Linked DNA regions of Homo sapiens: region 1 is linked to region 2. A link is a loop called in an ENCODE intact Hi-C map of the cell type or tissue named here. Cell type or tissue: dorsolateral prefrontal cortex. All regions are shown on one strand. Links, peaks and the distances in the headings refer to the core of each region. The heading gives the core; the rest is flanking DNA. Region 1 overlaps PHLPP1 (PH domain and leucine rich repeat protein phosphatase 1). Region 2 overlaps PHLPP1 (PH domain and leucine rich repeat protein phosphatase 1).

Region 1 (16,419 bases), core at 4,509-12,508, 54 kb after region 2:
GCCAAGGACAATGGCTTGCACTGACCTCAGGTAGTAAGAATGAGATGATTTCTGAGTTACCTGGTACATGTAGGGAGACATCATTTTTCTTGATCTGAATTAGCTTACACATAAGATCAATCTGAAATGTCTGGAAGTAATAAATCTTAGTAAGAGCTTTATAAATTCTTCAGATTCATAGTTCTAACTTGAGTTTTTAGATGACATCACCTACAGGATATTTAAATACCAGAATAGACATTAGACACTCTGTAAATGTTGCATGACCATGAGTAACTGCTTCCTTCCTGGCTCCTGAGCTGAGGAGGGGAAAATCAGATAGGTTTGTTCTAATTCTGCCTTAATACTTTATTTGTTGTTTATTGTTTTTGTTTTTGCTTCTGTTTTCAGAGATAGAGTATCTGTCTGTCGCCCAGGCTGGAGTGCAGTGGCATGATCTCAGCTCACTGCAACCTCCACCTCCTGGGTTCAAGAGATTCTCCTCCCTCAACCTCCCGAGTAGCTGGGATTACAAGTGCCCGCCACCACACCTGGCTAGTTTTTGTATTTTTACTGAAGACAGGGGTTCACCATATTGGCCAGACTGGTCTTGAACTCCTGACCTCAAGTGATCCACCTGCCTCGACCTCTCAAAGTGCTGGAATTACAGACATGAGCCACCACACCCAGCCTAATTCTGCCTTAATACTTAAAATCAAAGCTAGTGGAGTAATTTAAGGAGAGTCTTGCTTAGTTTCTCTAAGTAAAGGGCCACTTTTATTCAATTTTTTTTCCCTTTAAATGGAAATGGTACATCAGATTGATTATTTTTTTCTTTGCATTGATGTTGTTTGAGTTTGATATTATTTCTTCTGTGGCATCATTAATAATTCCTCCTCCCTTCTCCTCTTTCTCCTCTTTGTACAAAGTGTGGCTGTTACTTCTTGGTCAGTTCTCTTTCTATCCATGTTTTCTGCCTTGGGGGTTGCATATACTCTCAGGCTTCATTTTCACCTTTCATCTTGATGTTAATCATTCCCCAGTCTTTCCCTATTCCTTCTTTGACTTCTTGAGACCAGTTCCACTTAAGCTGCCAGCTGGATAACTTCTTGGTTTTCCCTATTCACACATTTAACCAAATACATGTAAAACAGAGTTCAGTGTCTTTCTTACTCAACCAATTCTTTCTCATGGATTTCTTTTTTTGCTGATAGCAACACCACCTCATTGGTTTTCCAGACACACAACTCTTGGCTGATTCTGTCAGCTCTTCTTTTACATGAGTTTCTGTCTTTTATCCCTTCCTTTTTCTTCTCACTGTGACTGTTGTCTTCTACCTGAGCCATTTGCTTCCATTGTGCAGCCTCCCAAGCAAGCACAATTTTGCTCAGAGCCTGCGGTTCTCTAGTTCAAGGTACTCAAGCCCTCATATTTGGTTTCAGCCCACTGGTATGTGAGTCATTTGAGGATGAGGCTCTATCTCTGAGCTGCTCATGTGTGGGCCTCCAACCTGTGGTGGCAAGTTAACTATTTGCTACTTTTCCACAATGAGATGTGTACAGAAGTTAAGACTAATATTTTAGTAACATATAATGATTTGACATTGCCACAATATCCAACTGCATTACGAGTTGATTCTTGCTGTACAGGGAATCAACTAGTTTTTTTTATTTTGTTTTATTTATTATTATTATTATTATTTTTTGAGACGGAATTTCTTGTTGCCCAGACTGGAGTGCAGTGGTGTGATCTCGGCTCACTGCAACCTCCGCTTCCCAGATTTAAGCAATTTTCCTGCCTCAGCCTCCCAAGTAACTGGGATTACAGGCGCCCATCACCATGACCGGCTAATTTTTTGTATTTTTAGTAGAGACAGGGTTTCACCATGTTGGCCAGGTTGGTCTCAAACTCCTGACCTCAAGTGATCCAACTGCTTCGGCCTCCCAAAGTGCTGGGATTACAGCCATGAGCCACTGCGCCTGGCCTCAACTAATTTAGATGTTGTCAAACTTGCACAGTGAGTTGCATGTGATGTGAGCTGTGTATGGGTTGTGTACTATACATCAGTCTGTCATGAATTACAACTTTAGAAAATAGGTCTCCTTCACCATAGATAATTTAAGCACTGTTTTTATTTATCCTTCAACCCCAGTGTGAGTCCTTAGTAGGTCCAGTCCTTGGTTAATTGCCTCACCCACCTTTGTAGCACAGACCCTTGCATCCCCTGCCCTCCTGTAGAAGCTATTCAGGCAGGCACCAAACTTGCCCTGTGCTCTTCTGTTTGATGCAGAGGCTGTTCCATTGCTTCCTCGCACCTGCTTTTCTTCTCCCATGTACACCTGTTCCATTCTGCCTACTCTTGGGAATCAGATGATTTGCTTCCTTTTCCATAGCCTCTTTTTTAAAAAACCATTCTCTACATTTTATACATCATTCGTGGCACTTACCACATACCTGTAGTTCCTGTATTTTATAAAACATATTTGACTCTCCTTACTAAATTGTGAAATCTGTTGAAAAACACCTTGTTTTATTCATCTCTTACTGCAACAAAGCCATAGGTCATCATCGTTGTCACCATCACCATAGCCCTTCTACAGGCTGGAGTGCAGCGGTACAAGCGCAGGTCATTAGAGCCTTGATCTCCTGGACTTAAGTGATCCCCCTCCCTCAGCCTCCTGTGTAGCTGGGATGAAAAGTACACACTACCACACTTGGCTAATTTTTAAATTTTTTAGAGAGATGGGACCGCAGTTTGTTGCCTAGGCTGGCTCAAACTCTTGGGCTCAAGTTGTTCTCCTGCCTTAGCCTCCCCAAGTGCTGAGAATTACAGGCATGAGTAACCACGCCTGGCCAGAAGGGAATTTTCATCATATTTTGCCTTTTAAAAAGTTTGTCTGGGCCAGGTGCAGTGGCTCCTGCCTGTAATCTCAGCACTTTGGGAGGCCGAGGCAGGTGGATCACCTGAGGTCAGGAGTTCAAGACCAGCCTGGCCAACATGGCAAAACCCCGCCTCTACTAAAAATGCAAAAATTAGCTGGCTGTGGTGGCATGTTCCTGTAGTCCCAACTACTCGGTAGGCTAAGGCAGGAGACTTGTTTGAACCCAGGAGGCGGAGGTTGCAGTGGGCCAAGATCGCACCACTGCACTCCAACCTGGGTGACAGAGCAAGACTTTGCCTTAAAATAATAAATAAATAAATAAATAAATAAATAAATAAATAAATAAATAAATAAAAAGTTTGTCCTAGTTACATCATGGTGACTGTGGTCAACAATATGTTGTAGTTGTTTGTATTCTTGTTTTTTCTTTTTCTTTCTTTTTTTTTTTTTTTTTTTTTTTTTTTTGAGACAGGGTCTCACTTTGTTACCCAAGCTGGAATGCAATCACAGCTTGTTACCCAAGCTGTGGTGCAATCACAGTTCACTGCAGCCTCAAACTCCTGGGTTCGAGTGATCTTCCTGCCCCAGCCTCTCAAATAGCTGGGAGTATAGGCACGTGCCACCATGGCTGGCTAATTTTTTATTTTTTGTAGAGATGGGGTCTTGCTCTGTTGCCCAGTCTGGTCTCAAACGAACCTTCTACTTCAGCCTCCCAAAGTGGTAGGATTACAGAGTTTGAGCTACCACACCCTGCCATAATATATTGTATTCTTGAACAATGCTAAGAGAGTGGATGTATTTTCACCACAAAAGTGAAATATCTCACAAATAACTATGTGAGATAGTGCATGTGAACTAGCTAGAATTAGTCACTTCACAGTTTACGTATATTTCAAAAGTCATGCTGTACACAATAAATATGTACAGTTTTATCTGTCAATTAAACAAATAATAAAACGGTTCATCCTAAGTAGCTGAATTACTGTGTGAACCTGAAAACTTGGTATTTCAGTCATGGTGAGAGTTAACAACTTAAGCCAAATGTTAGCTTTCTTTTTTGTTACATTAACTTTGCTTTTGTTATAGATTTTTTTGTCTCCTTATTAATTCAATGCTTATTATTTTAGTACTAATACAATTTCATTGTATTGAATGAAATTGTGTGTGGCTCTTTCAAGTGAAGATGATAAAGCCATTATGAAGGTTATTTGAAGTGTAGATTGGGAAGAAGATGGGACATTTGTTCCATTCCTGCAGTCTGTTGTACCCAAGATGAGATGTGTTTTTTCTTTTTTATTCTGTTTACACATTCTAGTAATCTAGTGAGCATTTGGAAATAAGCAGATTGCTGGGTCAAGGCCAGTTTTTAAATCTTACAACCTGGAATAAAAAAAGAGAAAGAGCCAAAAAAACATCCTCTTAGGGCCATTGGAAAAGGCCATATGCTGTGCTTGCGTGTTGACAAATCCCAGCTCTTTGCTGGAACTCATCCTTGTGTTTCAGTGGCTTTAGGATATTATTCTTAATTCATTTTCCATAGGTTTATTTTATTTTTTTAAAGGACAGAAATTCACTATAGAGAAACTCTAGCTTTTTCCTGTACTCTAGACTTATATTAATACTCCTTTTTTCTTTTTTTTTTTTTGAGATGGAGTCTCGCTCTGTCGCCCAGGCTAGAGTGCAATGGCGTGATCTTGGCTCACCACAACCTCCACCTCCTGGGTTTAAGCAGTTCTCCTGCCTCAGCTTCCCGAGTAGCTGGGATTACAGGCGTGTGCCACCATGCCCAGCTAATTTTTTGTATTTTTTTTTTAGTAGAGATGGGGTTTCACCATGCTGGCCAGGCTGGTCTCGAACTCCTGACCTCGTGAAACACCCACCTCAGCCTCCCAAAGTGCTGGGATTACAGGTGTGAGCCATCGCACCCATCCTATATTAATACTTTTCTAAACAAGTGCATCATCTCAGCACTTTGCTGGCTTTGTAATGGAAAATAGATGGTTTTTGTTGTTTGTTTTTAAAGGAGTTAGACATAGCCTAACAAACTGGAAATTGACATTTCCATCTATTTTTCTCCCTTTTGAAGCTAAATATGTCTTTGTTATTTTGGTTCCTAGTCCCCATTACTACTTATTTTCTGATAGTTCATCCACAGCAACTTCAGTCAGTTAGCTCACTAGTTCTTATGGCTAGAGATTCCGCCAGTTTTCCCCTGTGCCTTGCTTCATCACAGAGGTGTTGGTTCCCATTTTTGTCCGGCATTCTAAGATTTCTCAATGGATTCTAGATGCCGGATTTCAGTATTTTCTGCACTTCACTCTATCAAGCAGTATTTTATAGACAGAGATAGTTTTGGTGGTTCATCCTGGTCCTGAGCAGTTGGGAGTCATGTACTTGCATTCCCATCTCTGGTGCTCCCATTCAGTGTGCAACTCTTATTCGTTGTGTGACTCCCGTCCATTACTGTTTTTCCACCTCAACCTTTAATTCCATGCTACTCATCCGCCTGTTCATGCATCCTCTCTCCTTCATTAAATATTCGTTGTAGTTGTGATGTGCCTAACAGTTGTTCTGAGTTTTGTTTCTTATGTTCTTTTCGGTATGGTGTAGATAGTTTCACAGTTCCTTGGATGTCAGTTCCTAGTTCTTTGGAAGTCAGTGCTTAAGTGGAATTTTTTTCCCTCTTGAAGTGAATTAAGGTAAAGTCAATGTGCTTATTCCTCTCCCAGCTGTAGTGGTGTCACTTGTGTTTCAGAATATATTGTGAAGGTTAAAACCTCCTGGAATTATAGCTAAAAATAGATACTCTGGCTAGTTAAGAAAGGCCGGATGCTGAGATTCCAAAAATCATGGAGAACTATAATACAGAGAGAACTGAGTTCTTTCTCGCTATTTCTCATATTAGGGTGTGCCCATTTACTTATAGCATTGCAGTTAATTATAGTCTCTATGTCCTTTGCCCTCAAGGTTGAACGTAATTAGGAAGCTGATAGCAGATGAAGTGGACTTTCTACAGCATGTTACTCAGCTTGACCTACGAGACAATAAGCTTGGTGATCTAGATGCTATGATTTTCAACAACATTGAAGTTTTACACTGTGAAAGGAATCAACTGGTCACATTAGACATCTGTGGCTATTTCCTAAAAGCGCTCTATGCCTCTTCTAATGGTATGTATCATAGGCTACATCAAAGTTGCTCTTTTGGTTCCAGGAATTTACCCAGCATCATTATTTCTGCTTCTGATTATTCTTTGCTCAAGTAGTTAGTAAAATAGCTCAAATTTTGCTAAAATAAAAGTCACAAAAGAAAAATGCTGACTTATTGTTTAAAGGACTCAAAAAGGAAAATTTTATTGTCCCTAATTTTTTTCTCGTATTGTGATTTGGATAAGTTACTCCCACTTTTGATTTGATTTTTCTGCTTAAAGGAAGAGAGAAAAGTGAACTATTTCTTGGGCTACATTACCAAGATCTAGAGATCTTTACTACCTTATTACTAAATCTGGAACCTTTATTTAATACTGGAGAATGAAAGGAAGTTTTATTTTGACTCCATTCGGGATCTCCAGTTTCATGTTTGACTAACAAAGAACTCACCTTAATATAAACCAGAATGTTAGCTGGGCGTGGTGGTGTATGCCTGTAGTCCCAGCTACTTGGGAATGGGAAGCTGAGGCAGGAGGATTGCTGGAGCCCAGGAGGTGGAGGCTGCGGTCGTCTGAGATCACACTACTGCACTCCAGCCTGGTTGACAGAGCGAGACCCTGTCTCAAAAAAAAAAAAAAGACAAGAAAAGATAATTTAAAAAAGATAAACTAGAATGATATATGCACAAGAAGGACACCATGAAGCTAGAGTCTTAATCATTTAATAATATTTCTTCCTAAGAATCTGAAAATCAGGGCAGTTCCAAAAAAGAAAAGGTAGTATGGGCATATGTTTGCTAAGATGAAGGTTTCCATTCCCTACAGTCAGTAAACTGAATGAAAACAAGTGTTCACTACTGCAAGTTGAACATATGTTTATCACGCACTTGTTTTATGCATAGTGCAGCTCATGAGCTCTGAAAGATGAAGGATTTTTCAAATGTGATTACTGTTATCTCAGAAAAACAAGCCAAGCCTCAAATAGGTATATTTTCTAGTGTAATCAGTTTGGCTGAGCACTGAAGGGTTATAGGATTTAGATAACCAGTGGGAATGAAGTAGGAAGAAAGAATCTGAATGTGGCTTGTTCGGCAGTTGGGAGAAAACAGGGAATTCTGAACCCATAGAAGTAATTAGGGGATGCATGCTTTTGTCAGATGGTCAAGCATTGCCCTTAGCTTAGTAAGCGATAGAGAACCAGTAGAGACTCTAAAGTGGAGGAGACTTGATGGAAGTGATGCTTTAAGGCAGTTAATGTGAAAATAGTGTGTACAGAATGCATTTATAGAAGAAGGTTGAGGGTAATCCACTACTCCACTAATCCAAGTTATTGTGATGGGCTTCATGTGGGTTAATGGGAACTTGTAGTCAAGATTACATATGTTGATTTGAGACTTACCTGCTCAGAGGTGATACCTGAAACCAGGGAAGTAAGGTAACTGGAAGAGAGGAGAGTGCTAGTACCAAAGGTCAACTTACAAGCCCCTCACACTTAGCTGCAGCCAGACTGGGCAACCAGATAGGAGCTGCACCTGTGAATTACTTGGTAATTGTTTAGAGAAGCAGAAGGACATTTACAAACTACTCTTGTCCAAGAAACACAGTGACAGGGGACAGTGGTGTCATATTTCATAAAGTGTTCAGGAAGTGTTTCAGATTTAAGTAAAATAAGTCATTTGTGACCCACTGGAGTGCTGTTTCAGTAAGGTGATGAGGGCAAAAGACAAGAAGCATTACTTGGTTTTATGGAAGGACCCTTGGGTTTTAAAAGGATGGTACTCGTGGTTAATCTTTCAGATGTGATACAGCCTGCATAACAATAAGAGCAACAGTAAATGGATAGCAAAGAGGTAGGAAATTAGAATGCATGATGTATTTCAATCTCTGAAGAAGATCTTGTGATTAAAAGTTCTTTTTTACTTTTCCTGCACTTTCAAAGTTAAACAAATGATGTATTGTACTTCCTAAACTAAACAAACAATAGAGAATAAAGCACAGTAATGACGTTCCACATACAAAAAGAGTCTCTATGTCATTTGTATAGTAATGTCTTTGTGGGGTTTTTTTTTTTCTTCCTAGAACTTGTTCAACTTGATGTTTACCCAGTTCCAAATTATCTGTCCTACATGGATGTTTCAAGGTAAGAAGTCAAGTCTTAGAGCCCTCTAGAGTCTACTAGAAAATTATTTAGTAATTCTGTCTGAGCTTATGCACAAGTACTTTTTAATATTTTGAAGGTAAATGCTAAAAAATTAATGATTTTTACTTTATTCTCTAAAATTATATATATCTATTGATTAAAATACATTTGTAGTTCAAACCAGAGCATCAAAGTGCCTGTGCACACCAATTTGAACACACATTTGGACTTGAAAGGTGAGTAAGTTGAGGGCCATATGGCTTAAAGCTCTAATAACTCTTTTCATTATATGAATCATATTTTTTTGTCTTTCCCTGAAGTAATGTTAATTTTATTTTTTATTTTCAAAATTTTTTTTCAAACTCTGCCAAGTCTTAGGATGATTTAATTTTTTAAGTGCTTTATTTCTTTGGATTTCTTACACCCCTTGTTTAGACATATATCTCTTCGCTAAAAATTCTTAGGAAATAATGACAAAGCCTATCAAAATAGAAATTCTCTACAACCTGCTTGGTTTTCTTAGCTCCTTTTTGAATATGCTAACTATTTTACCTTTTATGGTAATTTGCTTCTGCAGTGTATTATATTTATTGCGGTTCCCACAAATATTATAGTAGACTTTTTCTTGAAGGCACAAAGGCTTGACAGTGTCTACAGTATGTATTTATACCACGTAAACTTAAAAATTTTTAACAATGAATTTTAAAATTGCAACTCATTTGGAAGGTAACTCCAAAGGAGATACACAAAAATGTTCTAAACATAGGGAGTTTGTGGCCCACTCAAGGTGACAACTGTTAACTCATTTCAGGGCTTAAATTCTGGTGTGTTTATTAACAGTCACCATGCTTTTTAATCACAACTATTGTATGATTTGTCTTCTACAGAATTTTGCCTTTTATCTTGAGATTACACAGGCTTAGCTATTTTAATAATCTATTCAATCATAATTATGCAAGATGTGTCAGTACTTAGCTATTGGGAAAATATTACAGTTAAATTTTTATTGGGGGAGGAGCCAAGATGGCCGAATAGGAACAGCTCCGGTCTACAGCTCCCAGCGTGAGCGACGCAGAAGACGGGTGATTTCTGCATTTCCATCTGAGGTACCGGGTTCATCTCACTAGGGAGTGCCAGACAGTGGGCGCAGGCCAGTGTGTGTGTGCACCATGCGCGAGCCGAAGCAGGGCGAGGCATTGCCTCACCTGGGAAGCGCAAGGGGTCAGGGAGTTCCCTTTCCGAGTCAAAGAAAGGGGTGACGGACGCACCTGGAAAATCGGGTCACTCCCACCCGAATATTGCGCTTTTCAGACCGGCTTAAGAAACGGCGCACCACGAGACTATATCCCACACCTGGCTCAGAGGGTCCTACGCCCACGGAATCTCGCTGATTGCTAGCACAGCAGTCTGAGATCAAACTGCAAGGCGGCAACGAGGCTGGGGGAGGGGCGCCCGCCATTGCCCAGGCTTGCTTAGGTAAACAAAGCAGCCGGGAAGCTCGAACTGGGTGGAGCCCACCACAGCTCAAGGAGGCCTGCCTGCCTCTGTAGGCTCCACCTCTGGGGGCAGGGCACAGACAAACAAAAAGACAGCAGTAACCTCTGCAGACTTAAGTGTCCCTGTCTGACAGCTTTGAAGAGAGCAGTGGTTCTCCCAGCACGCAGCTGGAGATCTGAGAACGGGCAGACTGCCTCCTCAAGTGGGTCCCTGACACCTGACCCCCGAGCAGCCTAACTGGGAGGCACCCCCCAGCAGGGGCACACTGACACCTCACACGGCAGGGTATTCCAACAGACCTGCAGCTGAGGGTCCTGTCTGTTAGAAGGAAAACTAACAACCAGAAAGGACATCTACACCGAAAACCCATCTGTACATCACCATCATCAAAGACCAAAAGTAGATAAAACCACAAAGATGGGGAAAAAACAGAACAGAAAAACTGGAAACTCTAAAACGCAGAGCGCCTCTCCTCCTCCAAAGGAACGCAGTTCCTCACCAGCAACAGAACAAAGCTGGATGGAGAATGATTTTGACGAGCTGAGAGAAGAAGGCTTCAGACGATCAAATTACTCTGAGCTACGGGAGGACATTCAAACCAAAGGCAAAGAAGTTGAAAACTTTGAAAAAAATTTAGAAGAATGTATAACTAGAATAACCAATACAGAGAAGTGCTTAAAGGAGCTGATGGAGCTGAAAACCAAGGCTCGAGAACTACGTGAAGAATGCAGAAGCCTCAGGAGCCGATGCGATCAACTGGAAGAAAGGGTATCAGCAATGGAAGATGAAATGAAGCGAGAAGGGAAGTTTAGAGAAAAAAGAATAAAAAGAAATGAGCAAAGCCTCCAAGAAATATGGGACTATGTGAAAAGACCAAATCTACGTCTGATTGGTGTACCTGAAAGTGATGTGGAGAATGGAACCAAGTTGGAAAACACTCTGCAGGATATTATCCAGGAGAACTTCCCCAATCTAGCAAGGCAGGCCAACGTTCAGATTCAGGAAATACAGAGAACGCCACAAAGATACTCCTCGAGAAGAGCAACTCCAAGACACATAATTGTCAGATTCACCAAAGTTGAAATGAAGGAAAAAATGTTAAGGGCAGCCAGAGAGAAAGGTCGGGTTACCCTCAAAGGAAAGCCCATCAGACTAACAGCGGATCTCTCGGCAGAAACCCTACAAGCCAGAAGAGAGTGGGGGCCAATATTCAACATTCTTAAAGAAAAGAATTTTCAAACCAGAATTTCATATCCAGCCAAACTAAGCTTCATAAGTGAAGGAGAAATAAAATACTTTATAGACAAGCAAATGCTGAGAGATTTTGTCACCACCAGGCCTGCCCTAAAAGAGCTCCTGAAGGAAGCGCTAAACATGGAAAGGAACAACCGGTACCAGCCGCTGCAAAATCATGCCAAAATGTAAAGACCATCGAGACTAGGAAGAAACTGCATCAACTAATGAGCAAAATCACCAGCTAACATCATAATGACAGGATCAAATTCACACATAACAATATTAACTTTAAATGTAAATGGACTAAATTCTGCAATTAAAAGACACAGACTGGCAAGTTGGATAAAGAGTCAAGACCCATCAGTGTGCTGTATTCAGGAAACCCATCTCACGTGCAGAGACACACATAGGCTCAAAATAAAAGGATGGAGGAAGATCTACCAAGCCAATGGAAAACAAAAAAAGGCAGGGGTTGCAATCCTAGTCTCTGATAAAACAGACTTTAAACCAACAAAGATCAAAAGAGACAAAGAAGGCCATTACATAATGGTAAAGGGATCAATCCAACAAGAGGAGCTAACTATCCTAAATATTTATGCACCCAATACAGGAGCACCCAGATTCATAAAGCAAGTCCTGAGTGACCTACAAAGAGACTTAGACTCCCACACATTAATAATGGGAGACTTTAACACCCCACTGTCAACATTAGACAGATCAATGAGACAGAAAGTCAACAAGGATACCCAGGAATTGAACTCAGCTCTGCACCAAGCAGACCTAATAGACATCTACAGAACTCTCCACCCCAAATCAACAGAATATACATTTTTTTCAGCACCACACCACACCTATTCCAAAATTGACCACATAGTTGGAAGTAAAGCTCTCCTCAGCAAATGTAAAAGAACAGAAATTATAACAAACTATCTCTCAGACCACAGTGCAATCAAACTAGAACTCAGGATTAAGAATCTCACTCAAAGCCGCTCAACTACATGGAAACTGAACAACCTGCTCCTGAATGACTACTGGGTACGTAACGAAATGAAGGCAGAAATAAAGATGTTCTTTGAAACCAACGAGAACAAAGACACCACATACCAGAATCTCTGGGACGCATTCAAAGCAGTGTGTAGAGGGAAATTTATAGCACTAAATGCCTACAAGAGAAAGCAGGAAAGATCCAAAATTGACACCCTAACATCACAATTAAAAGAACTAGAAAAGCAAGAGCAAACACATTCAAAAGCTAGCAGAAGGCAAGAAATAACTAAAATCAGAGCAGAACTGAAGGAAATAGAGACACAAAAAACCCTTCAAAAAATCAATGAATCCAGGAGCTGGTTTTTTGAAAGGATCAACAAAATTGATAGACCGCTAGCAAGACTAATAAAGAAAAAAAGAGAGAAGAATCAAATAGACACAATAAAAAATGATAAAGGGGATATCACCACCGATCCCACAGAAATACAAACTACCATCAGAGAATACTACAAACACCTCTACGCAAATAAACTAGAAAAGCTAGAAGAAATGGATACATTCCTCGACACATACACTCTCCCAAGACTAAACCAGGAAGAAGTTGAATCTCTGAATAGACCAATAACAGGCTCTGAAATTGTGGCAATAATCAATAGTTTACCAACCAAAAAGAGTCCAGGACCAGATGGATTCACAGCCGAATTCTACCAGAGGTACAAGGAGGAACTGGTACCATTCCTTCTGAAACTATTCCAATCAATAGAAAAAGAGGGAATCCTCCCTAACTCATTTTATGAGGCCAGCATCATTCTGATACCAAAGCCGGGCAGAGACACAACCAAAAAAGAGAATTTTAGACCAATATCCTTGATGAACATTGACGCAAAAATCCTCAATAAAATACTGGCAAACCGAATCCAGCAGCACATCAAAAAGCTTATCCACCATGATCAAGTGGGCTTCATCCCTGGGATGCAAGGCTGGTTCAATATATGCAAATCAATAAATGTAATCCAGCATATAAACAGAGCCAAAGACAAAAACCACATGATTATCTCAATAGATGCAGAAAATGCCTTTGACAAAATTCAACAACACTTCATGCTAAAAACTCTCAATAAATTAGGTATTGATGGGACGTATTTCAAAATAATAAGAGCTATCTATGACAAACCCACAGCCAATATCATTCTGAATGGGCAAAAACTGGAAACATTCCCTTTGAAAACTGGCACAAGACAGGGATGCCCTCTCTCACCGCTCCTATTCAACATAGTGTTGGAAGTTCTGGCCAGGGCAATCAGGCAGGAGAAGGAAATAAAGGGTATTCAATTAGGAAAAGAGGAAGTCAAATTGTCCCTGTTTGCAGACGACATGATTGTTTATCTAGAAAACCCCATCGTCTCAGCCCAAAATCTCCTTAAGCTGATAAGCAACTTCAGCAAAGTCTCAGGATACAAAATCAATGTACAAAAATCACAAGCATTCTTATACACCAACAACAGACAAACAGAGAGCCAAATCATGAGTGAACTCCCATTCACAATTGCTTCAAAGAGAATAAAATACGTAGGAATCCAACTTACAAGGGATGTGAAGGACCTCTTCAAGGAGAACTACAAACCACTGCTCAAGGAAATAAAAGAGGACACAAACAAATGGAAGAACATTCCATGCTCATGGGTAGGAAGAATCAATATCATGAAAATGGCCATACTGCCCAAGGTAATTTACAGATTCAATGCCATCCCCATCAAGCTACCAATGACTTTCTTCACAGAATTGGAAAAAACTACTTTAAAGTTCATATGGAACCAAAAAAGAGCCCACATCGCCAAGTCAATCCTAAGCCAAAAGAACAAAGCTGGAGGCATCACACTACCTGACTTCAAACTATACTACAAGGCTACAGTAACCAAAACAGCATGGTACTGGTACCAAAACAGAGATATAGATCAATGGAACAGAACAGAGCCCTCAGAAATAATGCCACATATCTACAACTATCTGATCTTTGACAAACCTGAGAAAAACAAGCAATGGGGAAAGGATTCCCTATTTAATAAATGGTGCTGGGAAAACTGGCTAGCCATATGTAGAAAGCTGAAACTGGATCCCTTCCTTACACCTTTTACAAAAATCAATTCAAGATGGATTAAAGATTTAAACGTTAGACCTAAAACCATAAAAACCCTAGAAGAAAACCTAGGCATTACCATTCAGGACATAGGCGTGGGCAAGGACTTCATGTCCAAAACACCAAAAGCAATGGCAACAAAAGCCAAAATTGACAAATGGGATCTAACGAAACTAAAGAGCTTCTGCACAGCAAAAGAAACTACCATCAGAGTGAACAGGCAACCTACAACATGGGAGAAAATTTTCGCAACCTACTCATCTGACAAAGGGCTAATATCCAGAATCTACAATGAACTCAAACAAATTTACAAGAAAAAAACAAACAACCCCATCAAAAAGTGGGCGAAGGACATGAACAGACACTTCTCAAAAGAAGACATTTATGCAGCCAAAAAACACATGAAGAAATGCTCATCATCACTGGCCATCAGAGAAATGCAAATCAAAACCACTATGAGATATCATCTCACACCAGTTAGAATGGCAATCATTAAAAAGTCAGGAAACAACAGGTGCTGGAGAGGATGTGGAGAAATAGGAACACTTTTACACTGTTGGTGGGACTGTAAACTAGTTCAACCATTGTGGAAGTCAGTGTGGTGATTCCTCAGGGATCTAGAACTAGAAATACCATTTGACCCAGCCATCCCATTACTGGGTATATACCCAAAGGACTATAAATCATGCTGCTATAAAGACACATGCACACGTATGTTTATTGCGGCACTATTCACAATAGCAAAGACTTGGAACCAACCCAAATGTCCAACAATGATAGACTGGATTAAGAAAATGTGGCACATATACACCATGGAATACTATGCAGCCATAAAAAATGATGAGTTCATGTCCTTTGTAGGGACATGGATGAAATTGGAAACCATCATTCTCAGTAAACTATCGCAAGAACAAAAAACCAAACACCGCATATTCTCACTCATAGGTGGGAATTGAACAATGAGATCACTTGGACACAGGAAGGGGAATATCACACTCTGGGGACTGTGGTGGGGTCGGGGGAGGGGGGAGGGATAGCATTGGGAGATATACCTAATGCTAGATGACACGTTAGTGGGTGCAGCGCACTAGCATGGGACATGTATACATATGTAACTAACCTGCACAATGTGCACATGTACCCTAAAACTTAGAGTATAATAAAAAAAAAAAATTAAAAAAAAAATAATAAAAAACCTGATCCATCAAAAAAAAAATTTTTTTTTATTATAAATATATAATTATAAAATCATAAAACTCTTTGAGTAGTGCTTCATGCATTTCCTACTACCTATCAGATAATTTTATTTAATTAACTTAAATCAGACATTACCTAATTAGTTTTCTTTCCCCACCCACTCCTCCCACCCCCCAGCAACCCCAAATGTTATTTTCACATTTTGAATAAGAGCAGTATAGGAAGAGTATAGGAATGGGATTTGCGTACATGGATGCATATAAATATCTTGAACAGTTCTTTTCTTTTTTTGTTTTTTTGAGATGGAGTCTCGCTCTGTTGCCTAGGCTGGAGTGCAGTGGCGCAATCTTGGCTCACTGCAACCTCTACTTCCTGGGTTCAAATGATTCTCCTGCTCCAGCCTCCTGAGCAGCTGGGATTACAGGCACACACCACCATGCCTGGCTAATTTTCTTGTATTTCTGTAGAGATGGGGTTTCACCGTGTTGGCCAGGCTGGTCTGGAACTCCTGACCTCAAGTGATCCACCCGCCTTGGCCTCCCAAAGGGCTGGGATTATAGGCATGAACCACCATGCCCGGCCCAGATGTATTTTCAAGAATTAGTCATAGAGTTAAACTACTTTTTAAAAACAGTGTAATCAGCAAATGGTAGCCATTGAAACCCCTAAGTGAGACTGAATTGGAAACTCTTGTGTCATGCTTGTCTCTGAATTCTGCCTCTTAAATGATAATTCATCTTCCTGTGGCCACTCTCATGCCCAGAATCTTCACTATAACACACTACCTCATCCACCTCCCGTGCTGTCACCTATCACAGTGTTTACTAGGTCAGGTTCCTCCATGCAAAGTTCTAAGTTATTTTATCACTTACAGAAGTTTTAATTTTTGTATGTTGGGGTTGTTTTTACTAAAGAATACTTTCAATCCCCTATCCTGTTGAGATGTTTTAGATATTAACAATTAAAAAAAAAAATGAGCATGTCAATGTTTAGGGCTTCAAATCCAGAACTGTATGTGCTTATACAGACACTAAGCAGAAAATAATTCCTTCTATTTCTGTATTTTAATTGAGGAGTAGATATAATTGCAAAATTAAAGAACATAAATAGTGCATAATTCCACCACCCTAACATCAAAATTATTTTTCCTTTTGCTGTAATATCTTATAATTCTTATCCCAAGCATCATGTTTTCACAGAATTACTCATCTGTGTA
Region 2 (16,419 bases), core at 4,684-12,683:
TGCCTACAGGGAATTTGACATGGATAAGGATGATTGTTACAAGCTCCTTCAGCTTCCAGTTTCCCCCTTCAATTGTCATCTGCTCTTCTTCCTATGTAGGTATTAGGAAGTTATATCATTTAGTAACACTCACTGTTACTATGGAAATGTTTAGTTTCTTTTCTTCATATTGAGAAACAAAACATTCTCAGAATGGATAGTCTTTACATCTTGATGTTTAGATAAGGATTCATTTTGATAAGGACCTAAAAGAAAAACAAACCAACAACAGGAACAAAAGTTTCTGATTATTAGTAACTGTCCCCACTCCAGAGTAGGAGGGCAAAAAAGAAACAAATTTCCATTATTTTTAAATTAAAATGAATTAAGGAAGTAATTTAAAAGGAAAGTTCTTTATTTTCAGTTTATTTTTCTGGATTTTCAGCTACAAGAGAAATGTTATTTTTTGTTCTAATTTGTTTCATTTGATTTTGGGAAAATTTATAGTTTATTAATCAGATGTGTTCTACCAAGATAGGCTTTTATATACTTATTATTTTTAAACTTTAGCACTTAATATTGCTTACCAAAATAATACCCAAGGCAGTCTCTTTAGAGTTTTTATTTTGGATGTGTATTAGTGGTAGACACTGTGGGAGAGCTCTTTTGGGAGGATTACTATATTGGTTGTAAATTCATTCCTAAAATATTAATGCACAGCATGCTGTAAAAATTGAGTAAACCTCCTATTATATACAGTGTAAAAAACGGCTCTGTTTGTTCAACATAGGTACATGCATCCAGCATGTTTTCAAAGTGGTTAGAGGGGCAGTGAAGTGAAAAGGCTACGGCTAAGCTGTGGGAATAACAAGAACGTGCAGAAGAGCTCCTATCAGATATATGAGTAACTTGATGGAAATGCTGACCTGGATATCCATCTTGATGGTCCACTTTTTAAAGTGCATTCATTGTGGATATGTTGATTGATCCTATGAATTCTTTTCAAAGTTAGGCTTTCATGTGAATCTGTAGCATGTCTTAGTTTTAATTTAAAAGTTTAGTGACTTCTGTAACACCATATTATTCTACTTTAAAGTCTGCTTCTTGGCCGGGCGTGGTGGCTCACACCTGTAATCCCAACACTGTGGGAGGCTGAGGCAGGCAGATCACCTGAGGTTAGGAGTTCAAGACCAGCCTGGCCAACATGGTCTCTACAAAAAATACAAAAATTAGCTGGGCATGATGGTGGGTGTCTGTAATCCCAGCTACTCAGGAGGCTGAGGCAGGAGAATCGCTTTTGAACCCAGGAGGCGAAGGTTGCACTGAGCTGAGATTGCGCCACTGCACTCCAGCCTGGGCGACAGAGCAAGATTTCATCTCAAAAATAAATAAATAAAATAAAAATAAAGTATTTTTCTTTATTCCATGGAAGATTAAAAGTGGATTCAGGTCAGTGACTTAGTGTTGTGTCCCTTTTTTTCTTACTCTTTATTACAGAAAATATCAAATATTCTGAAGTAGAGATAATTGTGTAGTAACCCCCACACACCTGTGACCTGGCTTCCACTGTTACCATCTCCTGGCCAGTGGGCTATCGGTATGCTCCCTTTCTCTCTGGATTATTACAAAGCAAACCCCAGACATTATTTCGCTCACAACTATTTTCACATGTGTGTATAACTCTAGAAGATGAGGACTCTTCTTACAATTACTCTTTTTACAACACCATTATCTATATGTGTGTGTTTTTTAAAGGGTGGACAGTTCAGATAAAGATTAGAGGGTTGATTCAGGTATCTTATTCCTGAAATAGTGATGTAGCATGTGGTACCCAAGAAAATATGCAACACTTGTGGAAAAGGGCATATTGTGAGCTACGCTTTTAACTTTTTATTAGACAGATGGAATGCTCTCCAATATTGATTAGCTAGATGAAAATGAGAACAGTTTACTACATGGCACATTTCTAAGTTCAGCATTTTGAATCTGAATAGTAACATGACTGAATTGAAAGTGATGGAGCCCTGCAGTTAGGGACACGATGTCTAATCTTAGGCATTTTATCTTCAACATTGTCCCAGTTCTCTTGTGTAGGGAAAAGGAAAAGGCACAGCATGACCTCTTCCAAGGACCTCAAACCTGGCCAGTTTAGTTGGTTATAACATGGTGACGATGAAAACAGCATGGTAAATTCAGGCCTCCTGGAGGGCCATGAACCTGTCTACATGTCTGTTTCTCTGTGTTGATCAGTGGCTGACAGTTGCAGGTGACTGTGACTGTCACAGTCGTTATCTCTCCTGCTGTGTAGCTCTCAGTATTAACCATAGTGTTTAATTCTAGGCCATTGACTTGAGGGAAAAAGTCATTGCAGTGAACTTCTGGTTGCCGTGATTTGAGTGCACCCTAAACATGCACAGTGTAGGCAAATCGGAGCCACATTTCATGCTAAACGATCCCATGAAATGATGAGCAAACATCACTCTTTTAAAAAAGAGTAAGACACATGGTGAATCACAATTGAACTTTTGGTTTCATTTGCTTAGAAACAGTGTCTTACTGTCTAGATTTTACTCAAGGAATACTTAACTAATCAATTGAGTCAAATCATTCTAGTATAACAAGATTGAGGTTTCCAACATATCGATTTGTGTTATTAGGTGTAATTACAAGGAACCCTTTAATATGACTTAGACGTCTTTTACCCATATTTTGCCTCTTAACTTGAAGTGTAGTTCAGGAAGTCTGCTGCCTTTTGTTAGCATGGTCTGCCACTTGTCCTTTAGGGATTGTGCTGTAGTTTGTAACTTTGAGGTTGTAATGATAAGAAGCTTTGCTATCAGTACTGTTCTACTGAGGAGTCAAGGGCTTTTCTGGAAACCCTCAATTCACATTTTACACCCATTTTTTTGGATGAAGAATCAAGGGCCCTTTGATCTAACAAGCCTACCATAGAATCTAAATGGAATGAAGGGGCTGGGTGCAGTGGCTTATGCCTGTAATCCCAGCACTTTGGGAGGCCAAGGCAGGTCAATCACCTGAGTTCAAGACCAGCCTGGCCAAGAAGGTGAAACCCCGTCTCCACTAAAAATACAAAAAAAAAATTAGCCAGGCATGGTGGCAGGTGCCTGTAATCCCAGCTACCCGGGAGGCTGAGGCAGGAGAATTGCTTGAACTCAGGAGGTAGAGGTTGCAGTGACCCAAGATGGTGCCACTGCACTCCAGCCTGGGCAATGAGAGCAAAACTCCATCTCAAAAAAAAAAAAAAAAAAAAAAAGATGATAATAAATGGAACTGTGGGTCTGAATGACATGAATCCTGAGAAGATTGCTCTTGTACCAATTCTGTAGTGACAAGAAAAGTTTGTGAGAAAAGTTTGGAAATTTAGTGTATGAGTTAGTATATGAGATATTTGGGTATAGGAAGACTTCAAGGAGGCAGTGGGCAAGCTGAGTCTTTTAAGGATAAATAGGTGTTCACCATGAAGACAAGAAAAGTAAATTCATTTCAGGAAGGATAGGTCAAGTATGTGCAGAGGCAGTTTGCAAAGATACCCTGTAAAGATCATATCACACATGTCTGAGAAGTGTGAAAAAAAAAAAAGCTAAAGTAAATGAATGCTGGCCAGTAAGTTTCCTGCTAGTTCCATTTCATTTTCTTGTAGAAATATGACTGTAAGTTACCCAGTATTATAATTAACTTTCCAATATAGTAATGGATTTGTTATATAAAAAATTACATTATGGAATCTTTGTTACAGTTAGAAAGCAACAGTCTATGAAGTTAGAGAACTTAGAACTTCTTCTTTGAATTTAGGGAGAAGGTAACATTTTGGATTGTATTAAGTTTTTGTTACACATAAAATTAAGTTAGTAGAAAATAATAGAATGATCTCTTTACAGATATAATTATGCTTCATCTATACCTGTCTTATTTCCTCACTGCTAATCCCTTCTATTCCTTTTTTCTTTTTCCTGTAGCGGCTCTTGTTTCTGAAATCCTAGTTAATATATTCCTGAAGAAGAGGTTTTCACTTCAATTCTAAAGTTATTTCAGTTTAGAACTATTTAATTTTATTTTCTCTAAAGTTTTATAATCCAGTTTTAAACAAATGGCAAAGATACCTAGTTTGCTTATCGTCTCATAACAAAAGAAGCGTGTTTTTGTGAAGCAGTGCTCATTTGTATAATTAGACTATTACCATTTTAAATGCATCCCATGTACTTCCATCTTCCTTCCTCCTGTCTTCTCATCTCTTCCCCCTTCTTTCTCCAGCTGTGTTGGAATTAGCCGTTGTTGTTCTCACTGTCCAGCAAGGAGAGATGGGGAGAGGGAGGGAGGAAAGAGAGGACTCTTCTGTCTTTTCTTTGTGCCAGGCACTAGGCTCCATGTGGATTGCCAGGACCTCAGCAAATGGAAACGTGTTCCTCATGTGTTCTTGGTGGAACTCTGGAAAATTTTTCCCAGGAAACCTTAAAGAAGTTTGGTTGGGATCTGTACTTCTGTTATTAGTACTTTAAAATACTTGCGGGTTTGATCTGTATAATGTTATCTTTAATAAAATAACTTCTAGGGCTCAAGGGAGGAACTTACAGCTGCATTTTAAAGTTGTAAAATGTTGTTTTAATATTGGTAAGGGCCCTTGTAAGGTAGTTGACAAGAAGCGAATATTAATATTAACTGCAGTTTTCTAAAATAATTGTGCTACCAGTTATTTGACATTTTCTTTGAAAGCATTCTTTAGTTTAACCTTGAATTCTAGTCTTCAACAACAAACGACTCTTAGTTCAGAGACTTAAGATTTGGAAAAGACCAGACTCTCACACCATCCCACCCATGTCCGTAGGCATTTCCAACATCTGTAGTGTCTGATGTGACAGTTTTTCCTTATAAGTGAGCTGAAGTCTGTTTCCTCTAGCTTTGACTCATTGACCCGAATTTTTCTATCTGGTAAAACGCAAGAAAATTCGACTCCCTTTCCTATTTAATAACCTCTCAATATTGTTGAGTTACCAGGATCTGTGCCCTTGCACTGCCCTGTCTGCTCCTTAGCAGTCTATTTTCAGCAGAAGTATCCCTGGCAATTCCAACAATTCCTTCTGTTGCTTGGTTCTCAGATACTTTATCTCATAGATTTTTTTGGGTGCTCTGATTTGTTGACATCCTTGCAGATCTCATCTGATCAGCACAGAGTATGTGACCGTTATTTTCCTTGCTTTAGACATTATGTCCAAAGTGAATTAGTTACCCATTTATTTGTGAGGTCAGCCCTAAAAGAAAATATTTTTGCTCTTTTGCTCCCTCAACTTGTTGACATATTTTCTAAACAATATAATTATTTACTGTATCAAATTGATGCTATAGTGACAACAATAATGCACATAGTAATAACTAACATTTTGGCAACTTTTACCATTTGGCAAGCACTGTTGAAGATACTTTGTAGTAGCCCTGTGAAGTAGGTGCTGATAACAATTCTATGAGGTTGGTTTTTTGTTGATTTTTTTTTTTTTTTTTTTTTTTTTGAGACAGGGTCTCACTGTGTCGCTCAAGCTGCTGTGCAGTGGCATGATTACAGTTCACTGCAGGCTTTGACCTTCCAGGCTCAAGTGATCCTCCCACCTCAGCCTCCCGAGTAACTGGGACCACAGGCATGCGCCACCACTCCCAGCTAATTTTTGTATTTTTTGTAGAGATGGGGTCTTGCCATGTTGCCGAGGCTGGCCTTGAGCTCCTGGGCTGAAGCAGTCCTCCCACCTTGGCCTCCCAAAGTACTGGGATGACAGGCACAAGCTACTGCGCCCAGCCTGTGGTTGGTTTTTAATATCAGAAGATAATATGTCTTAGATATTATTATCCCCATTTTGCAGATGAGGGAACTGATATATAAAGCGTTCAATTACTGCTTTATGCATTAAGTTCTACTACCTTACTCCTTTTACTTATTTGTACTTCCAGTGTTTTACAGTGGTTGGAAGAGACTGAAAACAAAGATTTAAATAATAACTAAGATTTACTGAAAATATCTCAATAAAGTACTTTATATACAGAGTTGGCAGCAGAATCCAGGCAGCCCAGTACTAAGACAAAAGGTAGTTTCTCAGGCAGTCTATTTATTGGAGTATGCTGCTAAAAGACACTTGAGCATAGTCACTCTACATTGCTCATTGATCTTCTTAAATGATGACCAAGAGTTATTTAAGAAATCTGAGATGCTTTCTGAGTCATTCAAAGCAGACTGAACTGTTTTCAATGGTGAGGGAACTACTGTTGTCTGATTCTTTGCAAACTGGTCAAATATTGATATATCAGGAATTTAGCGTATATGATTAACCAGATATCTGTATCTGGTCATGTTATATTTTAAAGTTAAATTCTTTTAATCTGAGAGTTTAGCCCAATTTAAATATATATCTACCAGGCGGCCAGACACGGTGGCTCATGCCTGTAATCCCACCACTTTGGGAAGCTGAGGCGGGTGGATCACCTGAGGTCAGGAGTTCGAGACCACCCTGGCCAACATGGTGAAACCCCATCTCTACTAAAAATACAAAAATTAGCCAGGCATTGTGGCACATGCCTGTAATTCCAGCTACTCAGGAGGCTGAGGCAGGAGAGTTGTTTGAACCCAGGAGGCGAAGCCAAGATCGCACCATTGCACTCCAGCCTGGATGATAGATTGAGATTCTGTCTCAAAAAAAAAAAAAAAAAAAATCTACCAGGCATGGTGAATGGTGGTTCATGCCTGTAATCCCAACACTTTGGGAGGCTGAGTGGGGAAGATCACTTGAGGCCAGGAGTTCAAGGCAAGCCTGGGCAACATAGCAAGGCCCTGTCTCTACAAAAAAAAAAAAAAAAAAAAAAAAAAAAAAAAAAAATATATATATCCTTTAAAGTTTAGTTCCCATTACGTACTTAGGATTTTTTGAGTCCCCAGTATTTTTAACCCAGAGTATTAAATTTTCTACGCCTACTCCGAAGGGTTAAATTCTTCTACCCACTGGTCTAATTTATTATTTTATAAAGTAGGAAGTAGTGGAGCAATTGAAAAAACAATCTATAAACTCTGTATTAAACATACTGAACCTTGTATATTAGACTTGGAAATTAAACATCAATTTTTTTTTTTTTTTTGTATTTAGAAACAAAACAGGCCGGGTGTGGTGGCTCACGCCTGTAATCCCAGCACTTTGGGAGGCCGAGGCAGGTGGATCACAAGGTCAGGAGTTTGAGACCAGCCTGGCCAACATGGTGAAACCCTGTCTCTACTAAAAATACAAAAATTAGCTGGGTGTGGTGGCAGGCACCTGTAATCCCAGCTACTCAGGAGGCTGAGGCAGGAGAATTGCTTGAACTCGGAAGGTGGAGGTTGCAGTGAGCTGAGATTGAGCTACTGCAATCCCGGATGGTGATGGAGCAAGACTCCATCTCGGGGGGGCGGGGGGGAAAACAAGTAGTTCATTTCTAGTAGTAGAACCACTTGAATAGTATTTGTATTATGTATTTTAATAGAAAGCTAGAGTGTAAGTTTTTTTGTGGTTCATTTCTCCTTTGTCAAGGCGATGACACCTTTGGGGGAATGCTGCCATGACGTTCAGAAACATTCTCAGGTAGTAACATTTTAAAGAGATTGTTTATACATATTTTGCCAATAAGGAACTGAGGAAGGAACTCTGAGTTCAGATTTGATCTCCACCCAAGTTGAACTCTATTTTTTTGTTGTTACTGAGAAACACAATGGGGTTTGTGTGTGTGGAAGGGAGATAACTGTTAGAGTGACACTGGTGGCTCATGATTTTGGAAAGCTGTTAGTGACATCTCCTCTGACCCTATACTGTTGCATCTGACTCCTAAAGAGTCCACATTTTCACTTTTGGCCGCATGATGAGCTCACTGGACAAATGCAGCAGAAGTGCCTGTGAATACGTGGCTCATTTTGTCAAGGGAGGGGACTGTGTCGGCACTGATGCTGTCGACGTGGAGCTCTGAGGATTGTTCTTGGCCCTGTGTGTGCTCTTATGGCACTGCTGCATCCTCTTTAGTGAATTACAGTTATTTAGATGTGTGTGTCCTCAAGAGGCTAAGCTTTTGGAGACAAAGACTGCATCTCTCCAGTACCTGGTATAGTTCCTGGTTCATAAAAGGCAAATAACAAATGTTTATTGAATGATTCATTCAGGTTAGCTTGATGGCCCCGCGCATGCTGCCTCCTCATCCCCATCCCCTCACCTCTGCTGGCAAAGAGAGCTGAGGATACCTTGGAGGATCTCTTGGTCTGGAGTTCTCTTGATTGGCTTTTTAAATATTGTTATAGCTTGGTCCTTGAACAGTGAGCCAGGGATTTTGTTTTGTTTTGTTTTCTTCCCCAGCCTGCAGTTGTTTCCATACTCTTATTTTTGGGTCTTTTAACTATATTTTAACAGGTACCTCATAGCCTATCATTTTAAAATCATAGATCCTACCTCTCCCACATGCTCTTGCCCTCAACAGAATACCATCTCTCATATTTATTTATTTATTTTTGAGATGGAGTCTTGCTCTGTCGCCTAGGCTGGAGTGCAGTGGTGCGATCTTGGCTCACTGCAACCTCCGCCTCCCGGATTCAAGAGATTCTCTTGCCTCAGTCTCCTGAGTAGCTGGGATTACAGGTGTGCGCCACCACACCCGGCTAATATTTGTATTTCTAGTGGAGACAGGGTTTCATTATGTTGGTCAGACTGGTCTCAAACTCCTGACCTCATGATCTGCCTGCCTCGGCCTCCCAAAGTGCTAGGATTACAGGCGTGAGCCACTGTGCCCAGCCCATCTCTCATTTTTAACCTATTGATGATAGCCTGTCTGGATTTTCCTGTTGTATTCATTGATTTGCTATGTCATTACCTCGAATCATTTTAAATGTTGTATAATTTGCGTAATCTTTTTTCTTTTCTTTTTTTTTTGAGACAAGATCTCCCTCTGTCACCCATGCTGGAGGGCAGTGGCACAATCATAGTTCACTGCAGCCTCAAGCTTCTGGGCTCAAGGATTCCTCCCACCTCAGCCTCCCATGTAGCTAGGACTATAGGCACGTGCCACCACACCTGGCCAATTTTTTAATTTAATTTTGTAGAGATGGGGTCTTGCTGTGTTGTCTGGGCTGGCCTCAATCTCCTGGACTCAAGTGGTCCTCCCGCCTCAGCCTCCCAAAGTGTAGAAATTACAGGCATGAGTCACTGTGCCTGGCCCTTATTTTATTGCTTATATATCTTTTTCCATCTCATTTAACCATTTAAGAAAAAGAAATGGTGAGATTCTGAAATTCCAGGTAGAATTTCATAAGTATAAAACTGGTAGCTTTGATATGCTTTTATTGGAACATTATGAAGATATATGATGTAATTAATTTTTATTTATTTATTTATTTTTTGAGATGGAGTCTCACTGTGTCACCCTGGCTGGAGTGCAGTGGCCCAATCTCGGCTCACTGCGAGCTCCGCCTCCTGGGTTCATGCCATTCTCCTGCCTCAGCCTCCCGAGTAGCTGGGACTACAGGCGCCTGCCGCCACGCCCGGCTAATTTTTTGTATTTTTAGTAGAGACGGGGTTTCACTGTGTTAGCCAGGATGGTCTCGATCTCCTGACATCATGATCCGCCCGCCTCGGCCTTCCAAAGTGCTGGGATTACAGGCGTGAGCCACCATGCCCGGCAGGTTGACAGCAGTGTTTCACTTCACACAAGCAGAATTATTTGTGGTATTTCAGCTGCTTTGACCAAGCCTTTTAGAGTCATTCTGGTTAATTTTGAGCATGCCATGCACATAAGAAGGATAAATACAACTTTACTAAAGTATAGAGGGGGCAAAATCATCACATTAATGTTACTGTGAACTTTCCCTTGCCTGTGAAAGACGATTATCCACTAACTGAACCAAGAAGAGTAATGGGAATGATGCAGAGTACTGTCCTCTTGCAAGGGAAGATGAGAATTTTGAAAGCGTGGCAGGGATAGGGTAAGGATAGGACAGATAGATTGGTTTACAAATGCAACCCAGCTACACTCAGAGGAGGGACGTTTTTGTCATAAGGGTCCTAATAATAGGCAAAGAAATGACTTAGGAAAGTGTCAAGCTGAGTTATATGTTAGAAATGTGTGGCCACCCATTGAGTCATCTGAAAATTTTGTTGTTCACATTAGCATTTTTTATAGTGCAGTGTTCTTTAGAGGAAATATTTTGAGGACCAAATGAACCCTCCTTCCCTTATGTATATTTACAAGTCATTTGGGAAAAAAAGAGACCACCTGAGCAGGTAGTTGGAAATTATGTTCATTTTGATGTATCTCTCAGGGTGTGTCCATCGTGGTAGAAAAGTCCCATTTAATTTACTAACTCAATTAGCCTTAATTTTTTTTCTTTTTTCTTTTTTTTTTTTGTTCTTGTTTCGTTTTGTTTTTGAGATGGAGTCTTGCTGTTGTTGCCCAGGCTGGAGTGCAGTGGCGCAATCTTGGCTCCCTGCAACCTCTGCCTCTCGGGTTCAAGCGATTCTCCTACCTCAGCCTCCTGAGTAGCTGGGATTACAGGTGCCCGCCACCCCACCCAGCTAATTTTTGTATTTTCAGTAGAGATGGAGTTTCCCCATGTTGGCCAGGCTGGTCTCGAACTCCTGACCTCAGGTGATCTGCCCCCCTCGGCCCCACAAAGTGCTGGGATTACAGGCGTGAGCCTCTGCCCCCAGCCTGTTATTGTTAATACAGACTAAAACTGACTTTCTATGGCACAGTTACCTTCAACTGATCACAACTTGAATCTCTTCGTCTATAGTTCATTGATGGTCTGGCTAATTGCAGTTTATCCTTATAACTGCTCAACGACGAGAGCATTGGCTTACATCGTAGTCTTTTTTGTTTTATAGACTTTTATTGCTTGGAGTGGTAGACATTGCTGTGGAGATACTTGGTCTACAGAGCCTCTCCTGATTTTTTAAAATGAATAAAATGGTATTACTGCAGCAACTTGTTAAGGTGATCAGGGCAGGTCTATTAGTCTATAAGACAGGACTTAGTCTATTTTAGAGATACGGAAACTTGAAGGACAGGTAAGCGAAGTGACTTATTCAAAGTCACGTTGCTAGTAAGTAGAACTGTTCCTACCTACCCCACATACTGTTAAGCTGGTGCCCTTTCTCCTGTATGTCAAGTTGTGTGGACCTCACCTTTGTGCCTTCAACTATCTTGTCTGTGGTTATAAGTACAGTAGCTTTTGCCAAAAGGAATTTATATTCTGAGATCCTTTAGAAGCTTTCTGTAACAGAGATTTGAGGCACTTTCTATATATGCCTGTTTCACTTCCCAAATATCTATAACCTCTTATACTTTTCCTGTAACCTTTAAAATTTTGATTAGGTGCTCACTGGATGGCATCACTGTTGCCCAGCTGGATAAGTTGTGTGGGATTGGAGTGGGCAGAGCCTATGATGTCAAGGAATAATGCCCCATGGGGATTCACCCCTCCTCGGAAATCTGTATTTGGTCAGCAGATGGTCTCTACTGCTTCTCCCGAGGAGGACTCACTGTCTCTGACCACCTTGTCTTCATTTCTAAGGCTTAAACATATCCTGAGGAGTACATCTAATTTTCTTTGCTGTAGTTATGTTATTTTATGATGGAGATTAGAGGAGCCTCCCTTCTGATGAGATCCAGGTCTTGACCTGATGGCATAGAGTTAATAGTACTGGCTCTTGTTCAAACTCTGATCCTGCTACTTTTTTTTTTTTTTTTTTTTGAGATGAAGTTTCGCTCTTGTCACCCAGGGTGGAGTGTGATGGCTCAATCTTGGTTCACTGCAATCTCCGCCTCCCAGGTTCAAGTGATTCTCCTGCCTCAGCCTCCTGAGTAACTGGAATTACAGGCACCCACCACCACGCCTGGTTAATTTTTGTATTTTTAGTAGAGAAGGGGTTTCACCATGTTGGCCAGGCTGGTCTCAAACTCCTGACCTCAAATGATCCACCCACCTCGGCCTCCCATAGTGTTGGGATTACAGGCATGAGCCCCTACACCCAGCCTGATCCTGCTGCTTTTTAAACTAAATGGCCTTGGGCGCACACTCTGTGACTCAGTTTAATCTTTATCTTTGAAACAGGGGTAAGTTCTTACTGCACAGGGTATTGGGAAGATTAAGCTAAATATTGTATCTTAAGCTCTTGGAAGAGTGCCTATCACAAAGAAGGCACTACTTAAATGTTAACTATTATTATTGTTACTTGGAAAAGGAAAACGCTAGAATAATAAAGCCTACTTGCTCTGAGGTGTGCACATGTGGTTTTTTGATTAATTTTTTTTATGTATGTAGGTCTTTCTTATTTCAGGCAGGATCTCAGTTTTAATAGCTGCTGTGTAGGTGGGTCACAGTTTCTTTGGATAGCCCAGCTGGTAGTTTTCTCATTTGGGAATCAAGCCATACCTTCTAAGTAGAGTGCTTTCCTGGTTCTTAACTCTTTGTGATAGAGCCCTGATGTGCCCAGGTTGCTCTGAGTAGAAGCACTTAAATCTCCCATTCTGTTGCAGCTTATGGGACTGGGCAGTGGTGTAGCTAGTGGTAGCTTTTGTGGTCACCTATGCAGCTCACTGCCTAGTGGCCATATTAACATGTTGAATTTATGTTCTCACGATAGACATTCCTAGTTCTACATAGCTCACACAGGACTGCCCTTGCTTGTAGCCTCGTTAATGTGGTTTCCTCCTCCTTGTTTCCAGCAGAAACAGCTTACGGTCTAGAAGGAGGAAAGGAAGCCAATACAACTTGATGTTAAATCATTTTCTCTTAGTTGTCCAAAGGGAGTATTTAGTGGGATGCTTCATTTGAAATGGAATTTGTCTTCTTCAAAGTGGTTGCCAAATGAAAGGATGCACTAGATGCAGAGGCCGCCTGGTGAGAAAGGAGGAGGTATAAGGTCGTCTTCTGGCCATTCTTCCAGCAAGATGTTTTGAGGGTCCTCCCAAGTACTCAACGTGGGGTTATATCAGTGAACAAAATAGAAAAATCCTTTCCTTTATGGAGCTTACAATCTAGAGACAAAGATAGAGAAAAAATAAGAAAATTCCATGGTACAGTAGGCCCTTCTTACTGCGAGTTTCCCATTTTCAGATTCAACTAACCGGGGATCAAAACCTGCCAACACGGAGGGCTGAGTGTACTATGGCATTTTATGTCAGGGACTTGAGCATCCGTGGATTTTGATACCTGCTGGGGTCCAGGAGCTAATCCCCAGTGGATATGGAGCGCCGACCATATGTTGGTGATCACCTCACACTTCTCAGAACCTTTCCACACATCCCATTTCACTCACCTTAAAAGCCAGAGTCCTTACAAGGCCTGAGGGTCCCACAGGATCTGCTGCTTACCCCATATCCCCTGCCCCCTTACCTTCTGACCTCATTGCCAGTCACTGTCTCCTTATTATCAGTGTTCTCAAGTCCCTCGGACATGCCAAGTGTGCTCCTTTTACAAATTTGAGACAGGGTCTGGCTGTATTGCCCAGGCTGGAGTGCAGTGGTGTGATCAAAGCTCACTGCAACCTCGACCTTCTGGGCTCAAGTGGTCCGTCCACCTCAGCCTCCCGAGTAGCTGGAACTATAGGCACGCACCACCACGCCCAGCTAATTAAAAAATTTTTTTATTAGTAGAGTTGGTGGTCTCACTATGTTGCCCAGGCTGATCTCGAACTTCTGGGCTCAAACAGTCCTCCCACCCCAGCCTCCCAAAGTGCTGGGATTACAGGCATGAGCCACCATGCCTAGCTAAGGCATGCTTCTCTAAGGGTCCTAACTCTGGGTACTTCCTCTGCCTGGCAGCATCTTCTTCCAGATAAATCCTATCTGCCAACTTCTCCGGTTTTTCCTTTCTAAATGTGGTCTTTTCAGTGGGCACCACTCTCACCAACCTATTTAAATTACAATCCACCACCTTCCCAGCAGTCTTGACCCCCTTTCTCAAGCTGTTTTTTTTTTCTCTGTAGTGCTTACCAATTTTTTTAACATATAATTTATTTATTTGTAAAGAAAGCTTAATAGGGGAGGGATCTTCATTTTGTTTTCTGAAGTATATTAAGGGCTCACCTAGAACGGTAATTGGCACCTCTAGTAGATATTCAGTAAACATGTTGAATGAATGAAAATGAAAAAAAGTACAATGGAAAAAATAAAGAAGGGTTGCATTAGTTTCCTGTGGCTGCTGTAACATATTAGCAAACCCTTGGTGGCTTAAAACAATAGAAATTTATGATCTCACGGTATATATTGCACATATAACTATTCATCCATCTAATATATGGAGGTGTGTGTGTATTGTATTAAAAATTGTTTTCATAAATGGAATGTGTCATGCTGCAGTTTGCATTTGTATCAAGTCAGATTGATACATATGGATCTAGTTCCTTCATTTTAACTGCAGCTCTAAGCAGCTGGTTCTCTTTCTTTCCTGGTTTCAGAATATGTAAATCCCAGAGAAGTCCTCTGATTAACCTAGCTTGGGTCCCATGCTAGCACCTGTTGGATCAGTCTGTGGCTTCAGCAGATAGGACACTCAGATTGCTCAGACCTGGAGTGCATGCTTACCCACGAATCCAGAGCATCTGGGTACTTTGTTTGCAGTTCCCCTTAGGATCATGAGTTTGAAGGAGAAAGGATTTGGGGCAAAAAACACAGATTTCTACTGAGGCTTCAAGTTTGGGCTTGGATATTACATCCTCTGGGAATCCTTTTCTGACCCCTGGGATTCTGTTCTGTGTCCTTGCACTTCCTATTCTTGTAACAGTTATCATGTAGTATCTTAATTACCCTCTCCTCTTGATGTGTACTCATTCAGGGCAGAGACTGTGTCTGTCTTGTTTTCCTTTTGTGTCTCAGGAAATAAAAGGCCTGCCACACACCATTAAGTAGATTCTCAACACATATTTTTGAATGAATGATTCCACTAGCTAGCAGAGGTTTCAAACTCACTTTCTATAAACAGGTTCCCATCCACTTCCTATGAATGCCGTAGGAATCCTGTGTAGCGTGGTGCTTTTGCACCTACTTTCAGGCCCATTAACATTCTATCTCTTTTTACATCTTTCTTTATATGAGTGGTTTGGCCCTGTTTGGAAGTTTCTTTTTCTTATTTAATGGTGAAAATTCACAGAAAGATAAAATTGGTAAAATGCAAACTCAGACTTTCTCAGTAAAGTCTTTAGAGATAAGTCCTGCCCAGCCTTTCTCACCCCAGTATACCTTTAGCTTTCATGTGTGCACAGTAGTTTCTCCTAAGCTCAAATATTCCATCAGCAGAACCTTTTTTTTTTTTTTTTTTGAGACACAGCCTCTCTCTGTTGCCCAGGCTGGACTGCAATGGCACGATCTCAGCTCACTGCAACCTCTGCCTCGTGGGTTCAAGCAATTCTGCTGCCTCAGCCTCCCGAGTAGCCGGGATTACAGGCACCCACCACTACGCCCAGCTAATTTTTGTATTTTTAGTAGAGTCGGGGTTTCACCATATTGGCCAGGCTGGTCTGGAACTTCTGACCTCAAATGATCCACCTGCCTTGGCCTCCCAAAGTGCTGGGATTACAGATGTGAGCCACCATACCTGATCTAGCAGAACATATCTTAGGCAGATTTACTTCTGGATACTTTTAGCATCAGGAGAGTATGAATTTTAGTGGATATAAAATGTGAATGAAGCTGGGTATGGTGGCTCATGCCTGTAATCCAGCGCTTTGGGAGGCTGACGTGAGAGGATCAACCTAGCCTAGTAGTTTGAGACCATCCTGGGCAACATGGCAAGACCTTGCCCCTACTTTATTATCTAAAAATATTTTTTTTAATAAAAAATAAAATGTGAATGATTTGATTTGGAAATGGTAGTGTTAGTAGTAGTACTAGTAATAGTAATAGCAGTTAACATTTATTGAGTGCTTTTTCTGTGCCAGGCATGTAGAAGTAGGTACCATCTTTATACGTGTTATACAGATGAGAAAACTGGATCTTAGATCAGTGATCTATTCAAGTTATCTCAGCTCCTGAGTGGTGGTGCTGGGCTATGAATCTGGACACTGAACTCAGAACCATACACCTAAGGACTACGTTCTACTGCCTTGTGTAATTAGGAACAGAAACCTGGGGTTTGGTAAAAGAAAAAGAGATCAGACTGATCACAGAGAAGCAGTGAAGTTTCTGCCCTAAAGCTTTGGTAAAGATAAATAGGGAGAATTAACCAAAGTTTTAGAACTGTACTCCCATTGCCTCTGTGAGGAGAGAAAACCAAGATGTGTGGAGGTGGGGCTGAAGCCATGTGCTTTAGCATAAATTGGCACTGTGTTACCTACAATATTGGGAAGAGCATTTGAGAAATACAGGGTGGTCAGTGCGTTTTCTGCTTCCCACATAAAAGTTGGTCTTTAGCCCTGAGATCCTGGCTGTGGGAGGAGT

What was found. Hi-C counts contacts between places; a loop is a spot of excess contacts. Peaks named below come from ENCODE experiments on the same cell type or tissue, not always from the same donor. Only the 100,000 strongest peaks of a DNase experiment are listed, where the experiment ranks them.
Region 1: it touches region 2 in a loop (2.6-fold over the local background); 2 of 110 quality-filtered maps call a loop at or near these places.

What each region holds. Positions count from the first base shown.
Region 1 is chr18:62,897,136-62,913,554 of GRCh38, forward strand. It overlaps PHLPP1 (PH domain and leucine rich repeat protein phosphatase 1), which reads left to right. Exons shown (of 17, transcript NM_194449.4): 7 at 5,829-6,031; 8 at 8,089-8,149. Among named protein-coding and RNA genes, the nearest start is that of PHLPP1, 190 kb to the left of the region's middle. RefSeq lists a silencer at 1,283-1,342 and enhancers at 1,395-1,896, 8,784-9,396, 9,397-10,008. In dorsolateral prefrontal cortex, for the core only: no CTCF peak of the experiment used is centred there; no DNase peak of the experiment used is centred there; H3K4me3 peaks cover 597 bases; H3K27ac peaks cover 4,812 bases.
Region 2 is chr18:62,842,980-62,859,398 of GRCh38, forward strand. The region is part of intron 3 of PHLPP1 (PH domain and leucine rich repeat protein phosphatase 1); the gene reads left to right. Among named protein-coding and RNA genes, the nearest start is that of PHLPP1, 140 kb to the left of the region's middle. In dorsolateral prefrontal cortex, for the core only: no CTCF peak of the experiment used is centred there; a DNase peak (open chromatin) is centred at 7,915; H3K4me3 peaks cover 485 bases; H3K27ac peaks cover 7,799 bases.